6 separate regions of the Mus musculus genome follow, and all the other regions are linked to region 6. A link is a loop called in an ENCODE intact Hi-C map of the cell type or tissue named here. Cell type or tissue: left cerebral cortex. All regions are shown on one strand.

Region 1 (5,000 bases), 110 kb after region 6:
GAATGAGGTGCTCAATCGGCAAATCCAAAAGGAGATCTGGAGGATCCAGGATGTGATGGAAGGGCTGAGGAAGAACAACCCCTCTCGGGGCACTGACACAGCCAAGCACAGAGGTAGGTACTCCGGCACCCCTGCCAACTCACACCAAAGGACCCATGGGTGACTTTAGAGCTAACCTGGAGCCCAGGTCTTCAGGCTGGCTCTCTTTGACACATCAGAGGCTACAGTGTCAACTCTCTTCACTGCCTAGGGTTCCAGCCTATGGCCCTAAGCCATGGAGGGCCTCCTCTCCTTCCTCCACCCCTTGTGACTGTGTGTATGCTGAGATGTTCCTCCCTCGACTCTACCCTTCTCTTCTGTTTCCCCAGGAGGACTTGGACCGTCAGCCACCTACAGCTCCAACAGCCCAGCCAGCCCTCTCAGCTCTGCCAGCCTTACCAGTCCCCTGAGCCCCTTTTCAATGGTGTCTGGCTCTCAGGGTTCTCCCACTAAGCCAGGGTCCAGTGAGGTAAGCTGGGAAAACAGCACAAGAAAGATGGGGGGCAAGAAGACCAGCTCTGGATCCCAGGAAAGGACATACAGTCTGCTATCTCTTCCCCAGGGGCCCCATTCTAGCGTTTGGTTCATGGTATCTGGAATCATTCTCACACTGGTTTTCCCTTGGGGTTTCCCCTACGGGCACTCCCATCTCTGCCTGCCCTCTTTAGCTGCCCCACAAGGAAGTCTTCCTGAACCCCAAAATGGTTAGCACAGATTCCCCCATGCTTGACGGGAACTTAAACCAGGAATGTCCCAAGGTGAGGGGGTTGAGCTGTTTGCTAGTCAGTCAGGAAGTGCTCATTGGGATGGAATGAAGCTCTTAAAAAGGTACCCAGGCAGGCCCTGGGGTCCTTTGTTCAGAGAGACAGCATCTAACAAGGACCCGTCCATAGCAGGTTGCAACCTACAGGAGAGATCAGTTAAATCTCAGCAATGAGTTATATGGTTCAGACTCTGGTACTCCAGTGGAAGACGGGGTAGAACTTAATGGGACCATGGTGCGTCTGGATAGTGTGAGGCCCAATGGAGTGCACCCAAGAGAGACAGAGGAGGCAAAGATGCAGAATGGGGACGTCCTAGCAGGCCGGGATGTATGGGGGAGCTTTGGAATGCTGGGGAGCTGTGTACAAGGGTGAGCAGGAAGGACTCCGTGGCCAGGCAGAGGGCTGCCAGTGGAGTTGGGGCTCCGCCAGGGCAGGGTGGGGTGCAGTGCCCAGTCCTGGGGCATAGTTCACTGGATAAGACTATCTGGCTCCTGCTAACTCTCTCTTCTGCTCTCACAGTGGCTGCTCTTCTTCTTCCTAATGCTCTGGCTTCTCTCTGCCTCAGGAACCTGGCCCACCTCGGCCACCCCTCCCCAAAGCCTACGTCCCCCTGGAATCTCCTCCCACCGTCCCTCCACTCCCCAATGAGAGCCGCTTCTGGCCATACCCCAACTCCCCTTCCTGGCATCGAAGTGGCGAGACAGCCAAGGGCCAGGTACCCAGCATCCTTGGGTTTTGGAGGGTGGGACGGTGCAGTATGGGACAAAGACCCAGGCATGGGGCAGGGTAGAGCCCTGGGGTTGTTTTCCCAATCATTCCCTCAGAACTCTATGCCTTCTGGGCCCTGGAGGCACAGTCTCACAGGTCAGCTTCCCTTCTGTTTTCTGGGGACGGTGGGAAAATGAATTACAATCCTACCCAACCCTGGCTCGTGAGCATCTGATGATCACAGGTTCAGATCCTTACCAACATGATTAAACCAAAGGAGATGGAGTGACACCCTCTCCAGCCCCTGCTACCCCTTGCCCACCTCAGACTCCAGTCTCTCCTGTTCTTGTTCTGCCTCTGGCTTGATCTCACTGCGTCTCATGGGCCTCTAGTATAAGGCCTGCATCTGTTCTGGGTCCTTAGTCAGGACAGAGTGTACAGTTAGACTTGGTTGTTTGTTATTGAGAGACCCGTTAGCCAGGCTCTGCTTTATATGGTTTGTGTAGCTGACAGGCAGACAGGCAGAAGAGTTGGTGTTGCCCGTAGCTGCTACACCATGAAGTAGACAAGACTTAACTATCACCCAGGCTTCCGGCCTGGTGACTGCTGAGGTTTTAGGCTCTAGTTTTATTCTTATATTCTGAATTTTCTATGAGGCTTAGAATCTCTGACTGTGCAACAGAAAGAGGTTGCTCATAGTGTGCCTGAGGCCTCAAGTCTCTGCAAACCCACAGACAAACACCTTTTTCACGTCCTCAGAGTCCTGGAATCAAGGACAGCCTGATTCTGTTTGAAACAGTCTGTGTGGATCCTGGCAGGATCCTCAGAGATCTTAGGATTTGTAGCCCACTCTGGTGACTCCTCCTGTGATCTAAAGCCCACAGACCATCTGTGTTTCTTCAGGCTTTCCAAGTTACCTGGGTTGGGCAGAGACCTCTCTGAGTCATCCTTACCAGCTGGTATCTGCACAGTTTCCCTGCTCGCTCCGTCTTAAAGGACTTGAAGGAAGGCATTAAGGAAACCAAATCTCTAGCGTTCACCCTAACACCAGCTGTCTGTCCTCTCACCCCTTCCTCCCAGCCCAAAACAGGCTATGAGACAAGCAAGAAAGACCCGAGCCAGACATCACCCCTGGGTACCCCTAGAGATATCAACCTGGTACCCACCAGACAAGAGGTGGAGGCAGAGAAGCAGGCAGCTCTCAACAAAGGTATGCTTCCGCCCATACTTGCCTTAAAAAGCTGAGGTTCTTCCTCATGCTGGAGGGGTGTGCTCACCTACCCTAGGCCTCAGTGGGGAGAGCGATCAGGCCTCTCCTTAAGAAGCAGATGCTCTGGCCCTGCTTCCCACAAGGACTCCCCCTGGCTGCTCTGTCTTCCTGTAGTTGGCATTGTACCCCCTCGGACCAAATCTCCTGCTGAGGAGGAGTTGACACCATCAGCAGTGGTGAGAAGGACCACGAATGGACTCACCAATGGCCTCTCCTCACGGGTAAGTGCCCACACTAGTCACGACGCGGAACTAGGGGAGAAGGTAGAGCTCGTGGGAGGGAGAACCGTCCCTCGTGGACATGTCAAGGGTCAAGGAAGATGAGCATCGTAAATGCATGAGAGGGTTTAGCGTTCTCATAGCACGCTGTTGGCAGGACGAAGCTGGAAGAACAGAGGTCAGGGTGAAGTACACACAGTGTTAGTTTCCTAGGGCCCTGGGAGTTGACAGATTACCACACAGATTAGTGATTTAAAACAACACAGCTTTATACTCCCAGTTCTGGGGGCCAGAAGTCCAAAGTCAAGGTGCCACCCATGTTGGCTCCTTTGGGAATCTGAGAGACTCTGTCCTGCGCCTCGCCTGTGAACAGTGGTTCCCAGCAGTGCTTAGTACCCTCTTTGGATTTTGGATCCCTAAATTCATGATGACCTTGATGACAACTGTAGAAACCTTCTTCCAAAAAAGGGGCATAGTATCAGGCATGGGGTGAGGGGCTATGGTTTAAAGATATCTTTTGGGGTCACTATTCAACAACTCTAGTGCCAAATTTCATGCCATTCTACTTGGAAAGTGCTCATTCTATTCCAAGAACCCCAAAATCTCCATTTATAATGTAATTAACCTTAATACTAAAATCTCATCTAACCATTATTAGCTCAGACTTATTCTCAAGTCTCACATCTCCAGCCAGGCCTGGGGGCTCATGCCTAGAACGCCAGGAGTCGAGAGGCTGAGGCTACATAGTGAGTTCAAGCCCAGCCTTGATTACAGGCTGAGATCCTGCCGCAAGAAACAAAGACAAGGGGGCCGGAGAGATGGCTCAGTGATTAAGAGCACGGACTGCTCTTCTGAAGGACCTGAGTTCAAATCCCAGCAACCACATGGTGGCTCACAACCATCCGTAATGAGATCTGATGCCCTTCTTCTGGTGTGTCTGAAGACAGCTACCGTGTACTTAGATATAACAATAAATAAACCTTTAAAAAGGAAAAAGCAAAGAAACAAAGACAAACAGGATTAGAGGGATGGCTCAGCAGGTAAAGTTCTTGCTGCAGAAGCAGAGGGACCTGAGTTCAGATCCCCCCAAACCCGTCCAAAAGTCATGCATGACAGCATTTTCTTGTAATCCCACACTTGGGGGTGCAAAGACAAACATATCCAAGAGACTCCCTGTCACCAGTGTAGCCGAAACAGGGAGCTGCAGGGTCAGTGAGAGTCTGTCTCAAGAAGTGACTAGGAGCTGTAGAGGAAGACACTTGGAGTCAGTCTCTAACATCTGCCCAGGCATGCACAAGTGGGTGTACCCTCACCCAAATGTGTGCACAGTGTGGCTCGGCCTCCACACAGAAAATAAGCCCTGCAATTCACACTCTGAACCATCTCTAGCATGACAGGCATGGAACTCTAGATAGTGTTCATTATGGGGCAGAATTCCTCTCTACACATGGGACTTGAAAACGAGTTCACCTGCTTCTAAAATACAATGACGTGAGATAAGCTTTCTTTTTGAAAAGTTATGTACTTGTTCATTTACATGTGTGTGGATGCCAGTGTACATGTGTGATGGTCAGAGGGCAACTTTGCAGGATCGGTTCTCCCCTTCCACCTTGTTAGGCAGGGTCTCCCGTACTTCTGTTGCTGGGCTGGACACGCAGGCTAACTGGTGTGTCCAGGTGATCCCATTGTCTCTGCCTCCCATCTCGGAGTGGCAATGCTAGGATTACAGGTTGGTGTCGCCACATCCAGCTTTTTGTATGGGTTCCAGGAATCGAACTTGCGTCATTGGTCTTGTACAGCGAGCACTTTCAGCCACTAACCTATCTCCCTGGCTCCCAGATAACCTTCTTGTCCCCAAAGGAGAAATGAGAAGGAATAAAGAAATCTCCAGCCTCAAGCAGCTTTCCCCCTCAGTGCTGAGAGTCAAACCTCAGAGCCTTGTGCACACTGGCCGAATGCTATACATCTCAGCCACAGCCTCGGGTTCTGTGGCCTTTTGGG
Region 2 (5,000 bases), 130 kb after region 6:
CTGTGATCCCAGCACAGCAATCAGGTCACAGCTTGATAAGACCTCATCAAGATCATATGAGACCTCAAAGCTCATCTACACAGCGACACTCTTTCTCCAATAAGGCCATACCTACTCTAACAAGGCCAGACCTCCTACCACTCCCTAGGAGCCAGGTATTCAAACAGATGCGGTCTATGGGGGCCATTCCTACTCAAACCTGCACAACTGGGGAGTTAGGAGCACTTGCAGAGGACCCAGGTTCGGCTTCCAGAACCCACAAGGCAGCTCACAACCATCCATCTCTAACTCCAGTTCAAGAAAATCCGGTGTCCTAACCTCTGAGGGCACCAGGCAAGCCTGCAGTGCTGGCACATACTCAAAATACTCATATACTGAAATAAAAATAAACCTTAAACGACAAAACAATTCAAAACCGGAAGCTCCACAGGCAAGAGCTGCTCTGCCAGAGAACCTGAGTTCTGGGTTCCTGAGTTCTGGGTTCCTGAGTTCTAGGTTCCTGGCCGGCACCCACGTCAGGCGGCTCGCAATGGCTCGTACGTAACTCCAACTGCAGGGGATTCAGTGCTGCACTCCAGCCTCTGCATACATATACAAGCACATAAAAAATACATCTTTTTTTTTTTTTTTTCAAAAAACAGGTCGAAAAGAAGGCACCTTTGAGGAGATGGGTGTGCATAGGAAAGCTGGTCGCATTCTAGACCCTGAGCATTCTAGACTCTCTCTCCGCACCCTCATTAGACCGGAGCCTGTGCCAGGTGCCTGAGGGGAGCTATGCAGTCATTAAGTAGCACCCAGTATCACTGACTCTTCAAACAAGAGCGTATCCGCTCATGGGATGAAGATGCCTGGTATCCTCCAGGGGCAGCCCTACCCACTCCTCCTCAGATCACCCAGTATGTGGCCTCTGCAGTATGCCCTTGCAGACAGCTGCTCTGGAACTGTATATACGATTGCTTATTTCTTAGACGTGATAGGTCAGGCAGGTCCCAGACCCTGTTGGCCGGGGTCACACACCTTGGTCCAGCTATACTCGAGAGCAGTAGTTCTCAACCTGGGGGTCACGACCCTTTTAGGTGTCGAAGGGTCTATCATAGGAGTCACCTAAAACCTTAGGAAGACACAGATGTTTACATTACAATTCATAACTAGCAAAATTACAGTTATGAAGTAACAATGAAAATTTAATTTTGTGGTTGGGTCTTGCGCGCGCTCAACTGGACAGGAAGACCGACGCTGCAACAGGATCCTTCTGCACACGTTTATTGGGAGAGCTTGATTGTAGAGGCGAAAAGACTTCGAGCCCAGAACTGGTGCTGCTTTTATAGGCCTAGGAGGGGCGTGTCTCACACCCGGATTGGTTATGCACTAAGCCTCATTTGCATGTTCCTCATCTGATTGGCTACTCTCTCTCAGTACCTTACAGAACCTCATTATCATGCCTCATTTGCATGTCTCACATCTGATTGGTTATACTCTCAGTACCTTACAGAACCTCATTATCATACCTCATTTGCATGTCTCACATCTGATTGGTTATACTCTCAGTACCTTACAGAACCTCATTATCATGCCTGGGCCAGGCAGTGTCTTTGCAAAAAACTTTACTGCATATGTACACATTGGTTGTTTGTCCAATCTTATGCGTGGTGGCCAGCAGTAGTCAGTGCCACTCAGCAACGGCACATGTGGCTTCCCACAGTTGGGGCATCACCTCAACATGAAGATCTGTATTAAGGGGTTACAGCACCAGGAAAGTTGAGAACCACTGGTCTAGAGGACCCAAGGCTCCAAGTCTAGAATCTAAAGCAGTAATTTTGCTACTGTTATGAATTGTAATGTAAATCTCTGATATGCAGATGGTCTTAGGTGACCCTGTGAAAGGATCATTTTACACATACACACACACACATACACACACACACACACACACACACACACACACACATACACACACCATTGCAAGGGCTCACAACCCTCAGGTTGGGAACCTCTGCCCTAGAGCAGTCCTAGAATGTGGTCCAGAACTGAGGTGTTCTAAACAGAGATATCTGGATCAGTGACTGGGTTCTGCAGTCTCGGATTCTTCATCTGATGATAGTGTCTATTCCTAAGAAGTTCTTGAGAAAGGAAAAGAAAAGAAAGGAAAAGAAAAAAAGAGAAAAGGGATGAAAAAGCACTTTTGAAAAGTTGAATTCATTTACAATCATGGCAGAGTGTAACGGTGACATGAGCCAGGCATGATGGTTGGAAGGATGAATGTTTAATTAGCTTCTTCCTTTTCTAGCTAAGGCTTTGCTGGAAGACTTGCTGGCCAGCCAGGCCGCCTCTAGGGCGCCCCCTCCTGCTCACAACATGCATCACTCTTTCCCATGGTGGCCAGTTGAGAAAGCAGCCACAGGCTGAGGTTCAGTCTGGCTGTTCTATGGCCAGACTCCTTCCTCGGGTTGGCCTTGTGGAGGTCCCTCCCCAGGAGGGTGGATGGTGGACTCCCAGCTCCTGTGGCTAGAAAATCAGACCAGGAGTGTCCACTTCAGAGGTCTCTTGTCCCTGCTCCTGGGTGGGCTACATTGGAAGTGATGGAAAAGAGTATTCCTAGCTGATATTTGATATCTTTTGGGAGCAGTTTAAAAGCATAATTTTTAGATATAACAGCCTATTAATAGAAGACTAATAACAACGATAGTAATTTATATAACTATACTAGAATGTTAATAGCAATAACTATCTCATTAGTGCTTATATGATTAATCAGGGTGCCCAGATCAATGCACTGGTATATGCTTCTCAGTAATGCCCGCCGCCCCAGTGTGGTAGGTACTATTCTTAGCTAAGAAACTGAGGTACAGAAATTTTAAATAGAAACCCTAAGGTCTCATGCATGACATTAGAGCTTTCCGGTTTTAATGGCTGTCGTACTGCCCCCTAGTGGGTGTTTAGAAGATTTGCAAGAGAGCCTTTAGCTGGTTCAAGCATGGACAGCAAATCCCTGGCTAGCTTTTTCGTTGTTGCACTGAGCAGCACAAACATCCAAAATAAGACTTGCCTTGGTCCTCGGCAAAGCTCTTTAGAGTGTCAATGCCTGAGCTAAAAAGCGCTTCTCATATAAGCTTATTCAATGTCAATTCATCATACTACTAAAATGTTTGTGTGGGGTTTTAAGCTTTTTAGAATAAGTTTCATAAGCACCTCTGTGAGATTATTGTGAAGAAACTTCAATGGACTGTGACATAGTCTCGAAATTATCAAATAATATGTGTACTGGCAACACATATTATTATTATTATTATTATTATTATTATTATTATAGCAGTTTATAACAGTTCCTGCAATCGAGAGTTCTTTCAGTGTTGTCAGACTGTGTTGCTGAAAAACAAAGACACTGGTTGCAAAGCATCTGCCCAAGGTGAGCAGAGCACCCCAGAATCATTGAAGAGAGTTCTCAAGCCAGTGGCTCTCAACCTGTGGGCCATGACCCCCTCAGGGGTCATACATCAGATATCCCAAATATCAGATATCAACCTGTGGGCCATGACCCCCTCAGGTCATCAGATATACTGAATGTCACATATTTACATTACAATTCCTAACAGTAGCAAACCAACAGTTATGAAGTACCAACAAAACAATTTTATGGTTGGGGGTTCACCACAACATGAGCAGCTGTATTAAAGGGTCGCAACCTGAATTTGGTTTCCAGCACCCACGTCAGACAACTCACAACACCTCTAACTTCAGCTCTAAAGCTTCCTGTTCAACAGGTACCTGCACACACACACACACACACACATGCACGTGCACACACACACATGCATACATATAATTAAAATGAATAATGATAAGCCAGGCATGGTGGCACATGCTGTAATTCCAGCACTCAGAAGGCAGAGTTCAGAAAAATCTTTGTGAGTTCCAGGTCGGCCTCATGTACATATCAAGTCTCAGGACAGCCAGGACTATGTAGTGAGACCTTATCTCAAAAAAAGTACTAAAAACTTTCGTATTTTTCCACTCTTTACATTTTCCCTTAATTTTTAAAGATGTTCCGTTGTATGCAGAGGTCAGAGGACAATTCTGTGGCGTTGGATCCCTCCCTCCAGCTTTATGTGAGTTTTCACAGCGCCTTTATCCTTCAGGCCTGACCCTTTAAACTTAAAGTTTTATATAAACCCTGGTTTCTCTATCTTTGTCTGATGCTATCAGGGGATCCACTCCTGGTTGCCTTTCTTGGGTTCCCTTGCAGGAGCAGCAAGTGGTCCTCAGTGCTGGGCTGGCCCCTGAGGCCCCATCTGCCTCTTCGCCAGGCTTGCAGAACACGGAATGATGTGCCCATGTCTATCTAGCTACTCAGTGGATCGACACAGGTTCCCTATCTATCTCGTCTTCTCCTGAGAACAATTCTCCACCTGCTCAACCTCACCACCCCATCAGGGCACTGCGGGGGCGGGGTGAGATGAGGGACAGGGAGGAACTTGAAGTCTCTGCTGCCTAACTCCACGTGACACCTACACCCTTGGTTTATATAAATCTGACTCCCCTTAGGTCTGATATAAGTTTTACTCATGAGTCTGTGCCCCTAGTATCTCTCACGTGTGCTAGCACAAAACAACAAAATAAATATATAGGCCGGGCATGGTGGCACACGCCTTTAATCCCAGCATTTGGGAGGCAGAGACAGTGGGATTTCTGAGTTCAAGGCCAGCCTGGTCTACAGAGTGAGTTCCAGGACAGCCAGGGCTACACAGAGAAACCCTGTCTCGAAAAACCAAAATAAATAAATAAATAACCAGCACATTTTAAAGCTGGGTGTGGTGACACATGACTTGAATCTCAGCACTGGGGTGGCAAAGGCAAGTGGATCTCTGTGAGTTCAAGGCCAGCCTGGTCTTCATAGTGAGTTCCAGTCTAGGCAGGAGAGATAGTCTTAAAAAAAATAAAAATAAAATCCGAAGGGCCGGGGCGCCATTCCACCTCTCCGAGAAAACCAGCTGTGCCCAGAC
Region 3 (5,000 bases), 170 kb after region 6:
GGATCATCCAGTCCTTTTGGCCAGCCAGTCAGGGATGTATGATCCTGCTCTGACAATCCTAGGGACTAGCCGAAAGCCCTAGTGGACGGCCATAATTAAGGGGTACCACAACTCCCCCTTCTACTACTTTTTTAAAAGGGAGGGGTCACTGGAGTGATTGTGTCATTTGTGGTAAAAATTTTGGGTGGAGTGGAAGTATCAGAAGAAACATGTAGGCCAAAGGAGTAACATGACTATCAGTTAATTAATCTAGATAGACATTAAGTTTTCCTTGCGATCATGTAACTTCCCCCAAGTTCAGCAGCCCTTTGGCTTTGGCGAGAGAGTTCATCTGTAGCTGGAAGACCTCAAGTCTGTCCTCTGTGGGGTTCAGCTCGTGTCTCTGGATCTCAGCGTGTGTCTCGGGAGTCTTCCGTCAGATGAGGTGTCTGGAGGAAGGCAGCTTTGTGGTCTGCAGGTCTCAGGAGACAGCGCTGTCTCTACTGGATCTGTGGCTGCAGGCACTGTCCTTTTCTTTTGTGGGGATAAACCTGTGGGGTAATCACAGCAGAGGAGCAGAACCCTAGCAGCAGGATGTCTGCATAGGGTGGATGGGGAACGTTAAGCCTGCAATGGTTTGCTTGGGAGCACATCCTGGCCCGTTGTTAGGATCCTAGAAAAGCAAGGGTGTTTGAGGAATGTAGTCCTGGAAGGCATCCTTTAAGTCTGCTTTGGGTGGCTAAGGAGGAAAATATCATGTTAATTGTGTATCTGGGATAGGCAGTAACAGATTGTCTGCAAAAGGAAGCTGGTTGTCAGTTAAGGATTGGATGACGGTAATCAGCATGGTTAATTTGACCCGGGGAAGCACATTAGATGGCTTTTGGCCCTTAAAGGAAATCATGAATGCTACGGAGAAAAATAAACATTAAAATAAAGAAGCAAGAAAATTTTGGGTTGAAAAGCTTCACTAGCAACAGATGAGGGTAAGCAGCAAGCTAATCTCACCAATCCTCAGTCCGCCATTCAAAAACAGGATGAAAGCAGAGCCTGCTTCACCGGCTGCTTTGAAGATTTGATGAGAGGATACGCATAGCACTTCCGATGCCAGGCGGGGAACGGTGTAAGAAGCCATGGTTACAGCATGGATTACCACAGAGTGTAGGAAAGGGAAGGCTCCTGGCAGCCCCACGAGGGAGGATGAAACAGCCATTTAGTGCAGTTCTAGGGCTGTGGGAACAAGGCTTCTTGAGGCAGGAGCAGGGCAGAGGCAAGAGAAGGCTCACCCAGCAATGGTCTGGGGACTACGATGAGGAAGTCCTGAAAGAGTCGAGGCAGTGAGAGCTGTGAATCTGCTTGGTGCTTAGGAGCTGGTGGGTTGCTTTCATCCTAAATTGAGTCTCCAGACATCAGCACCCATGTTGCAGATGGGGATCCTAGGGATGTCCTCCAGGAAGGTCTGAGGACCCACTGGTCTTTGTTTCCAAAGTCCCGCCATCTTGCTCCCAGCATGCAGCAGAGAGTGTGGGACTAACTAGAGGGCGTGGGGTTCTGTGCTCCCTGCTCTGTGTAAAGTATTGAGCAAGTCACCTTGAGGGGCTGAGCAATGGGCTTTCTTCTCAAGGCCGTTGCCTTACATACACACAATGTCCAGCCTCCACGCTTAGCCTGAGCTGTGACTAGGCAAGACAACCATCAAGGTGCCAGAGGACGAAGAGGTTAGTGAATGCTCAGAACCGTGCAGCATGCCCTCAGCATCAGGTGGCTCTATCCCCGTTGTCCCTGTAGGCTAGGCTTGTGGAGAGCACTCAGGGGAAATGGACCCATTGGCTGGGATCCTTGGTGAGAGCATCTAGGTATGGGCTCAGGTCATGTCTTGAAAGATTAAGGATCTAGGAGAGGAATAGAAGGGGGTTTTTATGTTTATTTTCTTTTGGGACAGAGCCTCATTATGGAGCCTGGAACTCACTATATAGACCAGACTGGACTCAAACCCACAGAGATCAGCCTTCCTCTGCCTCCTGAGTACTGAAACTAATGTCATGCCCTACCACACAACATAGAGGTTTTCTAAAAGAGGAAGGGTCATAAAGAACAGCAAAGCATGGGTCTTTTCAGGAAATGGTGGAGAATAGACCTGTCTTCCTCCCTTGAAGAGTGGGGAAATAAAACACACCCATCTGGTGAGATGGCTGGGGTCAACTAAAACAAGAGTGGAAATACTTGTAAACCGTGCTAGGACTAAGTCATTTCTGCTGGAGATTACTCGGATAGGTGTGAAATATGGGCAAAGCTGGGAGGTGAGGGCACGGAGTGCTGGGAGGAAGGTTAGGGCTCACACTGGAGAAGAAAGAGGGCTCTCTGGATGTCTGGGAAAGCCCTGGCTCAGGGCTGGTGGCATCTTCCTCCAACTGCAAAACAGTCTGCCTGGTCCCGGCAGTCCTGGGTAGGAAAGACAGACAGACAGAGCTTGGACTGTCTCTGTTTGGCATTTCTGAGTCATCTTCATCCCTGTGAACCTTCAATGTCTCCGCCGCCGCTGCCGCCGAAAACCAGGGAGCTAGCCGTCATGTGGTTTGTATGAGGGTGCGTGCCAGGCAGCTGGCCTGTGGCCAGGAGTAGCTCAGGGAGCTGCTGTTCTAAATGAAATCTCTTGAATTTTGCCAGTCAATAATGATTGGAGGTGAGGAGGGGCCCAGGATTCAGGCCCAAGACACATCAGTCCCCAGGTGAGGCACACAGGCAAGCTATAGACACTGGCCGATCCAATCCGAGTCAAGCTAGGTTCATTGGGCACATATCACCTGGTTCTGTGATACCCCAGGGAGCAACAAGTCCTTGCAGCCTGCTGTGGGCATCTGCTGCCACTTACAGGCCATCCGTGGTACTGCCTTGCCCGTCAATCCGAGGAGCTGGCAAGAGGCTGTATAGACCTTTATGTTCCTCTCCAGAACAGTGAGGCTTAGAGTAGGTGTTCAACACACGATGATGATAATGGTAGATAGATGAACAGACGGACTGACTGATGGACAGATGGGTGGATGGACAGACGGATGGACGGATGAACAAACTGCTTTATCTAACTAAAATAAGATCTGGGAATTACTTAGTACCAGAATAAGTGACTCCAAGAAACCCCAGGGAACTAAAAGTGATTCGTAATTGCATGGGAGAGGGTTAGTGTTAGACATACCAAAAAGCAAGGCAACATTTGGGCTCTGTCAACATTGGAGCACTGCACGACTCTTCTGTTTTTCTTTCTCTACCCTGGAGCAGAATCCCGCTCAAGAAAATGCCTTCTGTCCGGGAAATCCTGGAGGAGCGGGGAGTGGACATGACCAGGCTCAGTGCTGAATGGGGCGTATTCACAAAGAGGCCTTCCTTGACCAATCTTACCTCCCCCGTGGTCCTCACCAACTACCTGAATGTGAGTCCTAGCTCATCTGCTATCTCCTTTTCTCTCTGGGACTAGCAGGCCCCCACTCCTTCCACACCATGTTTGACTGAGAGCCAAAGAGCACCCCATAGAACTCCTATTTACCAGCCGAGAAGTCTGGTGGGGAGGGGCTGTTGTGATTGTTTTGTTGTTTGGTTTGGTTTGTTTTTGAGACAGGGTCTCACTGTGTAGCCTGGCAAGCCTGGAACTCACTTTGTAGACCAGATTGACCTCGAACTCACAGAGTTCTACCTACCTCTGCCTCCCAGGTGCTGGGATTAAAGGCATGTGACATCATGTCCAGCCATTTTGATTGCTTTGATTAAGCTTCCATGCCCCAGTGAGCCTCCTGTATCCCAGGACAGCAGAAGACAATGCTGAGTCCTCACATCTCAGCAAAAAGAAAGCCAAGAGCCAAGAAGGGGTCCAGACATGCCCCCCCCAAACCAGAGGCCCCAAGCCCTGAAGTCACCCCCATCTCTCTGGGCCCCATTTTCCTTCTGCCCCCGCCACAGACCCAGTACTACGGCGAGATTGGCATCGGTACCCCACCCCAGACCTTCAAAGTCATCTTTGACACGGGTTCAGCCAACCTCTGGGTGCCCTCCACCAAGTGCAGCCGCCTCTACCTTGCTTGTGGTAAGAGTCAAGCCTCGTGCCTCTCCCCCAGCTCTGCCTGCTGCACCTATGACCTGCTTCTCCTCAGCTCCACACCACTGATCTGAGGAAGAGAGAGGAAGTGTCTCTCTTCTTTCTGAAATGGCAACCAAGGTGAATAAGCCAGCTTTGGGAAGTGCCTGGGCACCTGGAAGGCCTTTTGCCAGTGTCCCAAGGATTCAGACAGGAACAAAGTTGTAAACCCACTCCAGGTCTTGAGGCTTTTCCGATGCTCCCATGCCGAGTACTTACTCTGTGCCCAGAACCCTCTTTGGCACTATATCAGTGTTAGCAATGGCTTTAGAACTCTTTGAAACAAATGTCTCAGAAGCACGAGCACATAAGATGAAACAAAAAACCACTATCCTTGCCTGGTATACATTTTTCTTCCAAGCTGGAGACTCAGGAAACTAAACACACACACACACACACACACACACACACACACACACACCTAAGTCTTCAACCATGTTTATCACTTGTCCTGCCTCTGAGCCTTCTATGTAAATCAATCTCTCTTGTGCTGACTGGGGCCTGTAACCCTCTGCTAGGGATTCACAGCCTCTATGAGTCCTCTGACTCCTCCAGCTACATGGAGAACGGGTCCGACTTCACCATCCACTACGGATCAGGGAGAGTCAAAGGTTTCCTCAGCCAGGACTCGGTGACTGTAAGTAGGATCACCTCTATTTACCCACAGGGCCCTTGTGGTTCCAGACAAGTATACTCCAGCCCTCCTCCCTCCCCCTCCCACCCCCCTGCAGGAGCCTGGGAAGTTGAAGTGCAGCCTCCTTGGCAGCTTCTAGCCAATTGCAGGAGAGCAAACCTGCTGACACTGATGCGCAAGGCTTTGCATCTAACTTGCATGTGGGTGTGTGCCTAAACCCCACAGTCTCCTTCCTAGTAACCAGTCTGACTTTGCTAATTG
Region 4 (5,000 bases), 180 kb after region 6:
AATCCTACCTCACACACATAGAAAAACACATAAAAAGGCTAATTTGCCCAAGATCACTCGGTGAAGAATCAAGCGGAGAAGGAACCTGAAAAACTATCCGAGAGAATCCAACCCAAATGACACAGCCCCTGGGGGCGGGGCTCTCACCTCAGTCCCACATGCGCAGTGCTGGCACAGGGACAGAGCTCCAAACACCTTGCTTTGGGTCAGGTGCACACACGGGCTGTCTTCCACCTCCAGGCCTAAGCTCCACAGGTTTTGTTCAGCCTGCTTTCTTACAGAACCCAGGACCACCAGCCCAGGGGAGGCACCACCCACAATGGGCTGGTAGAGGACTCTTTTTCCACTCACCCCTCAGACTGCCCATGAAGAGTGTATAGCTTAGGGGATAAGAAAGCAGGCATCAACCTGTATTCCCTCATCCCTCTTTGACCCCTCCTCCCCCAAAAGCAAGGTACTGAGTGTCCCAACCAAGCGCTTGGTATCTGTAGGATTTCACTCTCCTAAGGTTAAGGACCCAGGGCTTCTCTGAGGTGATATTTGTATAGCGGGAGCTGCTTTCAGGGTGCTGGCACAGAGCTGAGAAAGCGAGTCTGGACTCCCACTGATTGTGTTCCCTTGTGCCGCAAGGTTTGCTTTGCCTATTGCAAAAGAAAGAGCTGGAGGCAATGTCCTTTCCAGTTCTGGCATCCTGGGACATCATGACCTCAAGTAGGTGGTCCCTCCCTACCATCTGCTACAATGTCCAGTACAGTGGCTGCATGCTGTTGTTTGTATGCGTATAAAGATTAAAGTTACACAAAATGTCACACTGGCCACATTTCAAGGGCTGAGTAGCCACGTGAGGCTAGTGGCCCCTGCAAGAGGCACCAGCACAGAAACTGGACCAGAAGACCTGGGTGCAAAGCAGCAAGAACCAAAAGGCCTCGTGGTGGAGATGTTCCTGAGTAGGTCGGAGGGACAACCTTGGGGACACAGAAACACATCTATTTTGTAGGCATTTTTCAAGTAGGGCAGTATGAGGTGATAAGAAATGAGGTCCCAAGGCAAGCCCAGGTCTCTCTATGCTAGAGAGCTGGCAGCTAACTGGTCTCACTCTGGAAGTGACCAGGGGAATATATGACTAAGGGACGGGCTTTCCAAGGGCTGGCCTGGCCTCTTTCCATGTGTCTTCTCTGTACAGTAAGTCTGCCAGGGGACTTATCCCTTCCCCTTGTCATGCTACATACACATAGATCCCTAGGTTGTACTATGGCCTTTGATCACCTCTTTGCTCAACAAAACACTGAGCTCCGGGCACCTGTGCGACCACTATCTATGCCCAGTCAGCCTTGCAGGACAGGGAGGAAGGCTTAAGGATTATTTAGTGAGCCAAACTCAGTCTTGCTCAAAGTCCTGGCTTACAATGTGCTTGTACACTCATAAAAGTACCCTGGAACATTCTATCAGAGTCCAGTCTGCCTATGGGACACTCACCCTGAACCATCACCATGCTGTTCTCCATCGAAGGTGTGTGTGTGTGTGTGTGTGTGTGTGTGTGGTGCTGAATGATGCCTAGAAGGCCTTAGAAACGCAGCCCAACCTTTCCCAAGAGATTTAATGGCAAGCCGAAGCCCACACTATAGGAGCATCCGATCTCCACGTTCCAGGATGAGGTTGGGACAAAGACAAGCTCTTCCCTCCTTAGCCCCAGCCCCTTACCCTAGACTACCCGGAAAAGAGCTCTTTAGCTGTGGGCTCCAGTGGGAAACTGGTCAACCAGTACTAGGATACTGGAGCAGGGATCTGGGGCGGGGCCTGGGGAGGCTCCGCCCTTTGCGTCATTAAGGCGGGGCATCCCCCACCCAGAGCTCCAGGTAGCGGTGGAGCCAGCAACGGGAGATGGCGGGCTGCACTCGCCCGGAGGCGGGGGCGGGGCGGGCAAGGGGCGTTACTGCGACCCATGATGTCACTGTCGCGGCGGACCTTGGCGATTCCCGGCCAGCTGTGTTGCTCGGTTGCATCGCCGGAGATTGGAACAGGCAGCTCGCTCATGAGTCATGGACTTCCCCTGGCCCCTCCTCGACCACTCCCACTCTCTCTCAGGGCCCCCCCGTAGGGGCTAACGCGGGCGCGGCGGCTCCGAGGGGGTGGGGCTGCTGGGAATGGCTGTGCCCCCTTCAGCTCCAGTGCCGTGCTCGCCCTTTTACCTGCGGAGGCAGGAGCCTTGCCCGCAGTGCTCATGGAGCATGGAGGAGAAGGCGGTGGCCAGCGCCGGCTGCTGGGAGCCTCCAGGGCCCCCGAGGGCCGCCGTCCCATGCTTCAGCGTCACGGTGGAACAGGACGACATCCTCCCCGGTGCCCTGCGCCTCATTCGGGAGCTGCGGCCGCACTGGAAGCCCGAACAAGTTCGGACCAAGGTAGCCGAGAGGGCGTGAGGCCGGGGATGGGGCGCTGCCGGGCTGCAGAGGGGCTGCGTGGACGCCCGTCAGTGCATCCTCCAAGTGCGGGTTCCAGGGTTTTGCGGCTGTTGCGCAGGAGATGTTTTGGACCGTGGTTTGAATATGTGTGTAACTCTCCATTTCTCTTTGATCCCTATGCAAAGCTGGGCTCACGCTTCCCTGGACCCTCCCCATTCGCCTGCTCCTGCCGCCGGAGGTCCACCTGCCCACTGTCAGCGTGCTGCGCGTGCAGCCCCACCCCCTGTCGCTGCGTGCTTGTCCCCTAGTTGCTCAGAAGTGCTACCCAGCCACTCTGACAACCCGAGGAAGCACGAACTTTTAAGGAAACCTCCCCCTACACCCATGCTGTTCCTTCGCCCTAACTTGAGATCCAAGCCTCGGGGATCTGAGCATTCCTTGTGGCCCCAGGAGCCAGCCCTGTGCAATTCAGAATTCCAGCTAAGCCCTGAGACCTTCTTCACGTGGCCTCAGGCTAGCTCTGAGCAACGCCCCTTTTGACCCCCACTCCATTTTCTTCCCACCTCAGCTGAATACTTTGTCCCACACACACACCTGTGGGCAGAACTGCCCACTGCGAGCCCCTAGCTTACTCCCTCCCTCGCTGTCCTGCATTCTCTTAAAAACCTACCCAGCCCTACACCCCTGACAGCCTGCTTTGGAGGGTTCGGGCCCCATGTCATTGGCCTTCTGAGTATGGAAGGGGCAGCTCTAAGGAGAATCTGGGCTGAATGTGGTAACATTTTCAGAAGACCTGGTCAGGAACAGACAGTGAAGGCATCAAGCCATATTTGAGATTAAACCCAGCACTGCATACCAGATGCTAATCTGGACCCCCACTAGGCCTGTCGTCTCACCTAGAAGGGGTGGGTCCCCTGAAGTCCCATCCAGCTCTGCCCCATAGCGCCCATAAACCTTTAGTTCAGGGTTCCTCCCTCCTTATCACCCTGCCCAGAGAGTCTGGGCTCCCACTCATATTGTCTCCTGTTCCTCCTGGTGTGGAATTCAGAGATTCAAGGACCTCTGGCCACCAAAGCCCTGGGAAGAGTGCCAACTTCAGTACCCTCCTTGTCTCTCTGCCACTGGATAGAGCAGGAGATACAGCTCTGAGAGCCCTTGCCTGCCTTAATGAGAGGCAGCTGATCAGGGTGTCTGTCTGGGCAATTTCTAGCCCTCCCTGGCTACATTCTTGCCTGCAGTGGGGTTCTTTCAGGGCCAGGATGGAGAAAGGAGGGGAGGGCCTCTCTCCAGCGCCTAGTGCAGACGTGGCCACTGTGCTAGATAGCATGGCCTGGACGCGCAGCTAGGCTGAGTGAGTGTGCCTGGACTCAGTGTGGCTGCTCCTTCCCATCCACCACCATGAGTGTCCCTTTATTCCAAGGCACAGTTTAGTACTAGCTGGCGTGGGGTTATGTTCAGCATTCCAGTGAACGAATTCTGTTTTGACTGAAGCTCTGGGAAGAGAGCGGAGGACCATGCCGCACCCTCCCACCCATGGCTGTCCTCTCCCCATGCTAGCGCTTCAAAGACGGCATCACCAACAAGCTATTGGCCTGCTATGTGGAGGAGGACATGCGGGACTGCGTGTTGGTCCGGGTGTATGGGGAGCGCACGGAGTTGCTGGTGGACCGGGAGAATGAGGTCAGAAACTTCCAACTGCTGCGAGCACACGGCTGCGCCCCCAAACTCTACTGTACCTTTCAGAACGGGCTGTGCTACGAGTATGTGCAGGGTGTGGCCCTGGGACCTGAACACATCCGAGAGCCCCAGCTCTTCAGGTGAGGAGGGAACAGGGCATTATACATCATTTTCTCAGAGGCTGTGGTTTTGATGGTCTTGGCTGTGAACAATGAAGAGAGTCATAAGGCCCGCCATTGCATTGAAAATATTTGTTAATATATGCTACTCAGAGGCTACACCATTCTATAGGCTTACAGGGGTATCCACTAGAGGGTTGAGTTCCAGGGGAACACAGCAGAGACCAGGTTGTTACCGCACCCCACCCCACCCCATTTCTCAAACCTCTGTCCACTTGTCTGCCGTGGAAATGTTCAGAAGCCCCGGGAATGACGTCTGAGCCAAATTCTGAAGGCACACAGGCTTTCTACCCTGCCTGTCTTTCTTTTTTATTTATTTTATGTTTATTGGAGTCAGAGCCTTCCAATGTAGCAATGGCTGTCCCGGAATTTGATATGTAGACCAGGTTGGCTTTAAACTCTAAGAGACCCACTTGCCTCTGCCTCCCAAATGCTGGGATTAAAGGTGTATGACACCTTGACCAGCTTTCCTCCCATCTTTTGCAAAGACAGAAAAGTGTGAAGACCAACGAGCCTATGCAGGATGAACGAACTCAACTTTAGCAGGCTGGACTAGCCTCTCCTCCCCCATAGCTGAGGGCCCTTTGGGTTCCCTGACAGTGAACATCCAGATTTGGAGTACTGCTGAGGCCTTCATGCAGAAGGCCCACAAGGACTAGGTCCTAGTCCCAGTCCCTGGATATGTAGCACCTAGGAACTGTGTTTAACCTTCAAGCCCTGTGGATACTACTCTAGAGCAGAGAGC
Region 5 (5,000 bases), 88 kb after region 6:
CTGGGCTTCCTCTCCCAGGTGGGGAAAGGAAGGCATCTGCTCTTCTAGAACCTGGGTGGGGCTGGAGCAGAGTAAAGTGTATGTCCCCTAGGACGCCCTGTGTGGTGGCCCAGAAGGGAGCAGGTAGTGGCCCTTGGACTCATCAGGGTAGCTGGGAGGCCAAGTGAGGCCATGCTGGGGTTCCCTCTTCTTCTCTCAGGGGCCTGATGGGTATATATGGCACCGGTGGGCCAATAGAGCTGTGTCTCTGTGATGCCACAATTTCCCCAGGGAAGAAAATTGTGTCCTGAACCTTTTGTACCTTGTGCCCAGCAGCCCACTCCTCTTCTGAGCCGAGCTCTGGTGGGTGGGTTTCTCAGGTCTTTTCTGAATAGGTTTCCTTTCTATTTTGAGCCCAGGGATATGCAGGGACCCTCCCTCCAGTCAAACTTACTCAAATTTTATTCTTTAGAGAACATTATGAGTTGAATTTTGTTTTAGTCTTGAGTTATGAACCCCGAGTCTTGTGGATGCTGGGCAAGTGTCCTGCCCTGAGTCCTGCCCCTGGTCATGTAGACAACAGTTTGAGAGAACCCGTGCACAGGAAAATGGGACTCTCCTCCCGCTCAGTGTCCCTCCCTCAGAACCCCTGGGGGACCTACTCAGCAAAGCTGTGCCTGCAGCTGGCTCCTCCTAGGCCAGTAGTTTTCCACATTTAAAAATTCATGACCCATTAAAAACTATAAAAATCCCATGCCCTTTGTGTTTTGTGATGCAGAGTACCCTAGTCTCCTTTTCAAAATATGAGATAATAATATTGATTCTGCATGCCTTAGAATAAAGTCCCCTCTTCCATTTGAGAATTGCTGTCCAAAGCCCTTAAAACTCAACCCTGGCATTAAAGACAGAACAGGTCACACCAGGTTGGTGTCTGAGCTTCCAAGGCTCTCTCTGCCCTTCAGATTCTGGTGAAAGAGGTGGGCACCATACACAGGGCCTGCCAGGGAGAGAGGAGGGGACATATTTGGCACATAATTACTTTCCATCCTCTCAGGGGCTGGGGTGCCAGAGGTGTGAATAGAAGGAACAATTTATACAACTCTGACTCCAGGGAGCTGGGTTGTAGCTGGGGGAAATAGGAGCAGGCTGTGTAACCAACAAACAGTCCCGAGACACAGACACATTGCACCCACACAGCATCCACAGCCTGTCTCGCCCTTCCTACCAGACCTGTCAGAGCCACACACTCCAGACTGGAACTGTGCCTGCTGCAGGCATCAGATAAACGTCCTAGAGTGACAGATACACACCCTGCTGCGGAGCCTAGCGAGATCACTCCAGTGCCTACCAGACCTGCACACCCTCCTTCTCCTTGCCCCAAGTCGTGCTCTGCCTCTTTAAGGCCCCCACGTGATAGCTATGCTCAGTGGCCTACAAAGGGTTCTGACTGTGCTATTCAGTGTCTCATCCCCAGGGAAGGGAGGGGAGCCGAGACAGACAGACAGCAGGCTTGTCCTGTTGTGGCCACCAAGCACAAGTCTTGGATGGCAAATAATGAGGAGCCGGGAACTGTCCCTGCCTGGCTACAGCTGAATGCCTTAGCTTCTTCTATCCACACCCTCAAGTCTCCAGCTCCTTTCTTCTTAGAAGCTGGTGCCCCTCCCTGCACTCCATCAATAGCCCTGTCTTTTCCCAGGCCCTCTGCCTTCTCCTGTCACAAGCATTTGGTCCTGGGGCTGTTTGCTCCTTGTTCCTCGTGGCATGTTTTGTCCCCAGTGTGAGTGAGCCCCAGTGTAATTTCTATCTTCCTTGTCATTGGGGCCCCCTGGCCAGCAAGCTGGGGTACACAGGTTGCTCACAGAATGCTCATGGAATGAACAGATTCATTTGCTGGTTCCAGCCTGCCCTGCCACACATCACCAGCCTTGTCTCTGTCTCCCACAAGACCATACTAACCCTGTGTTCTTGTCAGAGGGTTTTCCTGGGCCCTGGGCACTGCTATTCAGTCTCAAGTCCCAGCAGCCTCCTTGCCCTCTTTACAGCTCCCTTACTGTCCATCAGCACCACCCCTCTAAGAACTCAGCAGCTCTGCCTCCTGCTGGGCTCTCTGCTGAAGGGCAGGGTCCAGCCCAAGAGAGGAAGCCTGGGGTCCAATCCCCCCAAACTCCACACTGGAGAAGGGTGAAGGTGGAGATGCATATGGGACACAGTGAAGGGAATCACCTGACGGTTGATCCCGGAAACGCTGGAAGGGTGAGGGCATGACTTGGCTGTTCAGGAGAGCACTGAGTTTAGCCACAGGGGCCTCGCTTTTTCCCTTCAACTCGCATCCCATGGGTTAGCACTCAAGGGAGCCAAGGCTGGGATGAGACTCCTTAATCACATCTGGAGCCCCCTGTTAGGTGATGTAAATTTTAATTACCTTTTTTTTTTTTAAGGAGTTGAGGGTGTCACTAGAGGAGTATGCTAAAGTCCCAGAAGGAATCTGGCTAGTCCCTCTCTCCTATTACCCTTCAGCAACCGCTGAATCATTGTATCATTGTATCATATCAAACCACCGTTGTATCATTTAAGCGGGAGCAAAATAGCAACTTGTCTGCCAGGGAGGAGCTGGAGTTGATGCTGGGCTTCCCTGACTCACTGCCCACTGCAGCCCCAGTTTTCCCATAGTGCAAGCCCTCCATGCTCTATCCCTTGTCCGGCTGAGCTGGGCACTGCTGAGTGCTGTCCTCCTGGGTGGTGTCACTGACTACAAGGGAACTACCCATAATACCTGTCCTGTGCTCCTCACTGTCTGGTCTGTCTCTTCCTCTGGTGTCGGTTGGCTTGTCTCTGCTTCTCCTTCTGGCCGCATGAGGACCCCCTCCTCTGGACAGGAGCTCTCTTCTGGGTTCCAGCCCGCTGTGCCTGCTCACAGCCGTCAACTAGGTAGTGTTCTGACCGTTTGCCAGCGTGTGCCCTGCATGCCGTGGATAGGGGCTCAGGTGTTTCCTCTTGAGGAAGGCGTAGGGCCAGCTTCTCAGTAGTGAAGCTGGGTTTGAGATGGTCCTGTTTAGGGGACCAACTCCTCCTGCCCTGTGGTAATTTTGTTATCACAAAGGTGGAATCGAAGGGGAGATAGGGTGTGGTAATTGTCCCTCTTGCTTACAGCCACTTCAGGTGGGGGGAGGTAAGCTTGCTTTCCTGGTGATAGGGCTTTTAGGTAGTATTCAGAGACCTCTCATGTCAGGTATATGGGAGACAGCTGCACTCCACCCTCCTTCCTAGCTCCTTAGCTCCTCTGGGGAGAAGCTGAGTGCTGAGAGCGGCCTGACTGACTGCCCCTCCTGTGGGTGTCCTTTCCCTGCAGGTGACTGTTCACTGGGTAGATGAGGCTGGGGCCAGTTCTACGCACTGCCTCTCCCCACAGGCAGAGCACGCTGGAGTCCGCACCTACTTCTTCAGTGCCGAGAGCCCCGAGGAGCAGGAGGCCTGGATCCAGGCCATGGGCGAGGCTGCTCGGGTCCAGATCCCTCCAGCCCAGAAGTCAGTGCCTCAGCCTGTGCGTCACAGGTGAGTACCTGGTGCGGACACTGGGGAAAGGAGAGAGAAAGATGTTCAAAAGTACTCAGCTTTATGCCAGCGCTGGGTCCATTCTGTGGATTTGAATGTCTAGAGGGAGTGAGGACCACAATTCCCTCACCTAAGTGGGAGGTCCCGCCAGTGGCTTGCAGAGCCTGAATCTCACTTCCCCTGCTCAGTTCCTCCTCCTCTTTCTGAGCTGGGGGGGGGGGGCCTGCAGAGAATTCTCTAAGCTTGGCTAGGAGCCAAAGGTGAGGGTCATTCACTAGCTGTCCTAGGCTATTTGCGTCAAACACGTTGGAGGAAAATGCAGTCAGGTTTGAATCACAGGTTAGTCACTTGGCCGTAGTGTGACCTCAGGGTGAGTGACTTAACCTTTCAGGGCCTGATTTTTCTCTTCTCAAATCTAGCAGTTGATTCGTCCTGCAGATTGTGTGTGAAAAACACAGCACACGGCCCACAGTACCTGTCACTTGCTGGCTCAATGCCCACCTCTCCTTCCCTGTGTGCAGCCCTGAGTTAAGCGAATGGGGACCCAGAGGAAAGGGCTCATTCAGGTCTGGCCTGAGTGGAGAAAGGGTCTCCCTGTGTAGACTTCAGGTCTGGCTATGTTTAACCCTCAGTGTGTCATCAAGGAAGCTTGACAGGAAGCTCTGAGGAGAAGTTGTCTCAAGGGCCCATCTCTGCACGGGGCTAGGCCTTTATTCATCCATCTCCCAGATCTGCTAGGAAGAAAACAGACTGTACAGGTCTGTGTTTCTGCTGCTATGATAAACACTGACCAAAGCAGGGAAGTCAGAGCAGGAGCTCAGAGCAGGAGCCTGAAGGCAGGAACTGAAGAAGGCTGTGGAGAAACGCTGCTTCCTGGCTTGTTCCACCGTGGCTTGTTCAGCCTGCTTTCTTTTACACCGTCCAGGACCACCTGCCAAGGGGTGGCACTGCCCACGACAGGCTGGTCCTTCCAATATCATCAACCAAGAAAACTCTGAGCAAACATTCCTACAGACCAGTGTTATGGTGGAATCTCTTTAGATTCTCTCTTCTCAAATATCTCTAGCTTGTGTCAGGTTGACAAACAATAAACAGACCAAAGTAACCAAGACACAGATCCTGTGCCAGGCCCTGGGAGCATGAGGGAGGAAACCCGCCATGCTCTGTCCCTTATGGAGCCCACATTCTAACCAAGTTACCCCGAGAAGGGCTGTGCTCTGGAGCGGGGAACTTGGTGTTTACCTGCTTGGAGTCAGCCACTTGTCCCCCTGATGCCCACCATGGTTCATCTCATAGCAGCCCCGCCCCCCCCTTCCCCCAGGAAGGTGATAACTGTCCTTTCTGCCAGTGAAGAATCCCCAAGACGCAGGGCAGACGTGCAGCCATTCTCTGTGGCTAACTCCAGTTACTGTTGTGAAACCGGGGTACAGTCCAGCTTAGGCTGGAGGGCTGGATTGGAGACAGATAGC
Region 6 (5,000 bases):
AGGGGAAGTTAGTCCACCAGTTTAGTGACCCCCAGGGCCAGTGGGGAGTGTGGCGTAGTGATGATCTTTGAAGGTGTGAGTGAGTGAGATGAGACTGTATTGGGAATGGGAAGGCAAGACCCCAGAGGTGCTCTCTCTGGGGCTCCTTCTTCCTTAAGCTTCCTCCTCAGCCTTTCTCAGGAGCAGTTTGCTTCTCGGCTGGGCTAACAGAGGAGAGATTTAGACTTGGCAAGGCATGTTTGCTTTCTCAGCTCTGCCGCCTCCACCCTGCCAGCCCCATAAGGCCTCATACATCTTCCATTTTGCTCCCTGGCAGGAAGGCACTGTGCCCAGCCCAGTCATCCTTTGGCTTCTCACCCTCCTCCCCCCGGAGCCCCTGTGTCCTCCAGAAGCAGCCACCCTTCTGGCTTGGGCTTCTGGGTGAGCCAGAGCCTTGTCTGCAGCTCTCGCTCTGTCTGCCAAAGAGGAAACCCGCCCAGCGGGCCTGTCTGTTGGCTGCCCTCTCCAGCTGCCTAAGATTGCATGGCATTTGAGCTGGGGGTCCTTGTCCCCTTCTCTTCCCCTCTTGCGTACTGGGATCTCTCTCAACCCCACTTTGCTCCATTAACTTCTCAAGGCCAGGGACTCCCCAAGAGTCCCTCATTTCTGGCTGCCTGGAAGCCGACTCGGCCCCACCTGTACCAGACATCCTTGCCAAGTCCTGGAGAGCTGGGTAGGTGAACTGGGCCTGGCACGGGGCCCTTACTCACAACTTCCCTGCCCCTTTAGCCGAGAGGCTTTCCCACAGAGTCATTGAGGACCAGCCTGGCAGCTCATCTAGCTGAGGGAAAGAGAGGGGAAACCCTACCAAGAGAGCAGATAGGCTGCCATGTGCCCCCCTACCCTGAGGAGGCATGAGAAGGATTGTCCCTTAGGTACCTCCCCAGGCTCCTGGCTTGACTCCATCAAGTCTCTCCCATATCTCCAGTCTCCTAATCTATCTCTTCCTGGGTGCAGGAAGGGACGAGTTCTCTTGTGCCTTCTAAAGCAGATCCTTTTTTAAAGAAAGTGCTCCAGGTGACAAAAGACGATGTTCACCCAGGGATGTTCACACAGGGATTCTCATGCTCACATAGGGATGCTCACACAGGGATGTTCATGTTCACACAGAGATGCTCACACAGAGATGATGTTCACACAGGGATGCTCACACAGGGATTCTCATGCTCACATAGGGATGCTCACACAGGGATGTTCATGTTCACACAGAGATGCTCACACAGAGATGATGTTCACACAGGGATCCTCACACAGGGATCCTCACACAGGGATGGTCATGCTCACACAGAGATGCTCATGCTCACACAGGGATGCTCACACAGGGATGCTCACACAGAGATGATGTTCACCCAGGGATGTTCACACAGGGATCCTCACACAGGGATGCTCATGCTCACACAGGGATGCTCACACACCGTGGTTAGACTCAGAGTAGGAACAGGTTGCTTTCTTGCTTTGTTCATTTTTCTTTTGTGACAAGGCCTCATGTAGCCCAGACTGGCCTTGAACTCGTTGAGTAGCCAAGAATAGTTTTAAGCTTCTGATCTTACCTATACTGTATTTTATGGGGTGCTGGTTTGCAGACTCCCAGGGCTTCATTTCATGTACCCTGACGAGCACTCAACTGAGCAGACATCTTCAGCCCAGGCTGCTTTTTGTTTTTATTTTTTAAATCAAGACAGTCCACTTACAAATAACAATAGACTTATCAAGTGGGTGGAACCTTATAGGTATTCATCAATTCCTGCTTTTTGGAATGTTTCTATGTTCAGAAGTGGCCTCAAGCCAGGCAGTGGTGGCACATGCCTTTAATCCCAGCACTTGGGAGGCAGAGGCAGGTGGATTTCCGAGTTCGAGGCCAGCCTGGTCTACCGAGTGAGTTCCAGGACAGCCAGGAATGGGATACACAAAGAAACTCTGTCTCAAAAAACTCAAAAAAAAAAAAAAAAGTGACCTCAATGATATGGTCTCCAGCTTTGGGTCCAAGGTGTGGCAGAGACAAAACCCCTGGGAGTTAAGGGCAAATCCGTCCCACTCCTTTCTGATCCTGGTCCTAAAACCAAGGTTTCCCCTGCACTTATCCACTGTCATGGAGAATCTCCTTTCCCAGAGAGATGTGAAAAGAAACAGAGGCACAGTAGAGGGGAGAGATGTTTAAAGCTCCCTGCCCCTGCCCATCAATACTGAAGAGCACAGATTGAAGGCTTGGTCACTGGAGACTAGTCTGGGATGAAGACTATGAGATCCTATTTTGTTTTTGGTTATTTGTTTTTGTTTTAAATGGGTCCCAGAGCTCTCCTAATATTTTTCCTTTAAATTCATTGTGTTGAGGGATATGGAAGTATTAGGATCCTAGCAAAACCCTCTATGAAATGGTTTCTCTGTTTGGGGACAGTCACAGAACTGAAAAGCCACCACTGGGTGCACGAGGCCCCACCACAGTGCCAAACCCAGGGGCAACAGCATCCTGCAGTCTCCTGTGGTAGGACTCTTAAAAAACGCTGCTTACCCATACGCAGCAGGCCCAGATGCCCTCTGGGGGGCAGCCTTGTCCTGTCTGTGGGAGGCCGGGGAGGCTGTGCCCACCAACCCCTTCTCTGCGGGGAGGGTTACAAGGGTGGTTAGCAGCTCGTCACTGGTGTGGATGGAGTTAAACCTTTCAGGGGACTATTTACTCCTGATCCTAAGTGACAGCTTGGGGAGGGAGGGTCACGTGGTCCTGAAATCCCCACGGGAGCCGATGGAGCATGCCCAGCTGCTTCTGCCTGGGAAAGGTGCTGGATCCTGCAGTAACCACAACAGCATCCTCTCCCCGGAGCCAGGGACCTGCCAGCGAGAAGATGACTGATTAGATCAGATTAGATCCAGAGCGGCACTCTTCCGAAGGGGTCCCCAGGGGTGGGGGAGGAGGACCCCAGCTGGCCCGAGCTGGGGGAGGGGTGCCTCCGAAATCGCGCTTAGCGCTCTCAGCGCGGGATCACACCTCCGAGGCCCAGCCGGTGAGTCGTTTAGGTGCATCAGACCTAAGAGGTGGGAGAAAGAAGGCTAGGCTGGGGGGCAGAGCTGGCAGCCGGTGTTGGCCGCACAGGCCAGGGTTGCGTGCACTGCAGTGAACTGCCTTCTTCATCTTCAGCCTTGGCAGCGGTACATAGGGATCATGGATGCTGAGAATGCTAATTATAGCCTTTCTGTGACCTCACCCCTCCAGAATCCCTAGGATGGGCCGGCACCCTCTGAATTGATTACATTTGAATTGCGTCCCCGGGTGAGGGTAGCTTTGGGGCTGCCAACCTCCAAGGTGCAGCCCCGCCCTATCTCTAATTTTGTAGGGAAGAGAGATGGAAGGGTCCAGGGGTCAGGTTCAGGTCGGTGGAGGCTCTCCTTCCTCAGTGCAAGGGGTCAGAGGCTCTTGGTTTCTTAGGGGGTGTCTGCGGTTCAGTGGGTAGCTGCTTAAGGATTTGTGGGCAGGGGGATGATGGAACATGCCGTATTGGTGATGGAAAAGCAAACTGCCGCTGTTTAGAGCCCTAGGACTGGGCTATTGTGTGAGAAGTCTAGGGTTGAAGTGGTCGGAGATACGCAAGGGAGGGGGAGGGGGGAGGAAAGGGGGGTAGGAGGAGGAGGAGGAGGAGGGGGAGGAGGAGGAGGAGGGAAAAGCTGCTACTGGGAGATGCCCTTTGGGACTGCAAGCCAGTCTGGCTGGAGAGTGAGAGGTGGGAGATCTTGGATGCAGAGAGGCGGGCTCGAGCGTGGTGGGGGAGAAGGATGTGTCCCCCAGTAAGTTTCGCAAGAGGTGTGTAGCCTTCAGGACCGGGTAGCTCATCCCAAGTCCCTCAAGACCTCTCGCTCTCCATCTGGCATCTCCAGTGGCGCACTCAGCCGCCAGGGCTCCAGCATGCGTGGGCGGAGCCCTAGCTGGCACGCCTCTGCCAGAGCCCCTGTCCAGATGGCTGCGGGGCACTGCAGGTGCTGTCCCGGTCCTCCCACCCGGAGCCTCTGAACCCTGTGGAAGTGGGGAGGACTCTACGGGTGCAACTGTCCGGCAACCACCTCTGGGCAGCTGCGGTTTAGCCCGGGCAAAAGTCGAGCCCATCCTGCTAGCGGAGAGGAGTGCGCCCGTGTCTCAGCACCTGGGTCCGCGGCCGTGGATGGGAATAGGGGTGGGGGTGGAGCAGCAGTGCTTCCAGAGCGGTGGCAAGAGCGGCTTGGGCACCTGCACAGTTGCCTGGCTTTCCTTGCAGAAAGGAGCGGGGGTTCTGTGTCTCCGCACAACCATTCAGAGTGCTGGGCTGCAGATAATGAATTATTAAAAGCCTTTGGTTTCCCCTTTGGTGGCGAGGTGATAAACGTGTTAGCGCTGTATGTAATTAATCCTGGTGGCGTGCTGCGAGGGCTAGAGACAAAGGGGCCGCCCTCCCCTCAATTCGGCTGCTTTTTCTTTTTCACAGGAAGGCTATGGTGCAGGACACATTACATAGATAATTACATTTAGTGTGTCTGCCTGGATGATTGAGTTGGATTCTTCCTGCTCAGTGCAAATGAAGTAATTACTGAGGAAATCCAGGAGCCAGGCGCCTGCCCTGGCTGAGCTGCCGTCATTACCCCCCCCCCCCATCTTGGCCCAGTGGCGCCCAGGGGTGGGCTCAGCTGAGGCCCCTAGGATTGACTGCGACAGCACCCCAGACAAGGGTGAGGTGTCACGTAGTAGGCTGTGGATGACGCTCCTGTTTTCTCACTGCCTGCTCAGCAGCCCATCTGATGGACGCTGGACATTTACTTGGCCCCTGGGGCAGGTAAAGGCAGGAGGAAGGTGGCTGGGCTAGAGAGAGCTTGGTTTGCTGGAAAAGGCCCAAGCAGGAGGTTGACATAGCTGGAGCTGGCATGAGCCTTTCTCATTAAATACTCTCAGAACCAAACTTCTTTTGGGAGCCAGTGGGGAGTAGGGAAGCTGTGCATGTGCC

Evidence for each region. Hi-C counts contacts between places; a loop is a spot of excess contacts. Peaks named below come from ENCODE experiments on the same cell type or tissue, not always from the same donor. Only the 100,000 strongest peaks of a DNase experiment are listed, where the experiment ranks them.
Region 1: a loop joins it to region 6, with 2.7 times the contacts of the local background. A loop is called at or near these places in 3 of 42 quality-filtered maps.
Region 2: it touches region 6 in a loop (6-fold over the local background); 34 of 42 quality-filtered maps call a loop at or near these places.
Region 3: it touches region 6 in a loop (5-fold over the local background); 22 of 42 quality-filtered maps call a loop at or near these places.
Region 4: a loop joins it to region 6, with 2.9 times the contacts of the local background. A loop is called at or near these places in 23 of 42 quality-filtered maps.
Region 5: a loop joins it to region 6, with 2.1 times the contacts of the local background. A loop is called at or near these places in 8 of 42 quality-filtered maps.

The regions. Positions count from the first base shown.
Region 1 is chr1:133,284,879-133,289,878 of GRCm38, forward strand. Plekha6 (pleckstrin homology domain containing, family A member 6) reads left to right here. Exons shown (of 27, transcript NM_182930.2): 17 at 2-113; 18 at 369-508; 19 at 1,369-1,518; 20 at 2,592-2,721; 21 at 2,896-3,002. Among named protein-coding and RNA genes, the nearest start is that of Gm19461, 18 kb to the left of the region's middle. In left cerebral cortex, no CTCF peak of the experiment used is centred here; a DNase peak (open chromatin) is centred at 2,387; H3K27ac peaks cover 1,694 bases.
Region 2 is chr1:133,304,637-133,309,636 of GRCm38, forward strand. No RefSeq gene overlaps it. Among named protein-coding and RNA genes, the nearest start is that of Golt1a, 2.7 kb to the right of the region's middle. In left cerebral cortex, CTCF peaks have their summits at 2,349 (motif pointing left) and 2,937 (motif pointing left); DNase peaks (open chromatin) are centred at 2,351 and 2,938.
Region 3 is chr1:133,350,872-133,355,871 of GRCm38, forward strand. Ren1 (renin 1 structural) reads left to right here. Exons shown (of 9, transcript NM_031192.3): 2 at 3,256-3,406; 3 at 3,931-4,054; 4 at 4,624-4,742. Among named protein-coding and RNA genes, the nearest start is that of Ren1, 2.7 kb to the left of the region's middle. In left cerebral cortex, a CTCF peak has its summit at 2,851; DNase peaks (open chromatin) are centred at 1,127, 2,606, 2,828 and 4,975.
Region 4 is chr1:133,361,620-133,366,619 of GRCm38, forward strand. It overlaps Etnk2 (ethanolamine kinase 2), which reads left to right and starts at 1,953. Exons shown (of 8, transcript NM_175443.5): 1 at 1,953-2,399; 2 at 3,957-4,216. The coding sequence starts at 2,145. In left cerebral cortex, no CTCF peak of the experiment used is centred here; DNase peaks (open chromatin) are centred at 1,912, 2,288, 2,330, 2,624 and 1 more place; H3K4me3 peaks cover 1,453 bases; H3K27ac peaks cover 1,283 bases.
Region 5 is chr1:133,266,672-133,271,671 of GRCm38, forward strand. Plekha6 (pleckstrin homology domain containing, family A member 6) reads left to right here. Exons shown (of 27, transcript NM_182930.2): 7 at 3,389-3,531. It overlaps Gm19461 (predicted gene, 19461), which reads right to left and starts at 3,137. Exons shown (of 4, transcript NR_037984.1): 1 at 2,753-3,137. In left cerebral cortex, a CTCF peak has its summit at 2,100 (motif pointing left); a DNase peak (open chromatin) is centred at 1,358; H3K27ac peaks cover 419 bases.
Region 6 is chr1:133,178,563-133,183,562 of GRCm38, forward strand. It overlaps a transcript of Plekha6 not described here. Among named protein-coding and RNA genes, the nearest start is that of Gm51648, 33 kb to the right of the region's middle. RefSeq lists an enhancer at 2,106-5,000. In left cerebral cortex, CTCF peaks have their summits at 2,590 and 3,928; DNase peaks (open chromatin) are centred at 316, 1,169, 2,697, 3,960 and 2 more places; H3K4me3 peaks cover 2,528 bases; H3K27ac peaks cover 3,330 bases.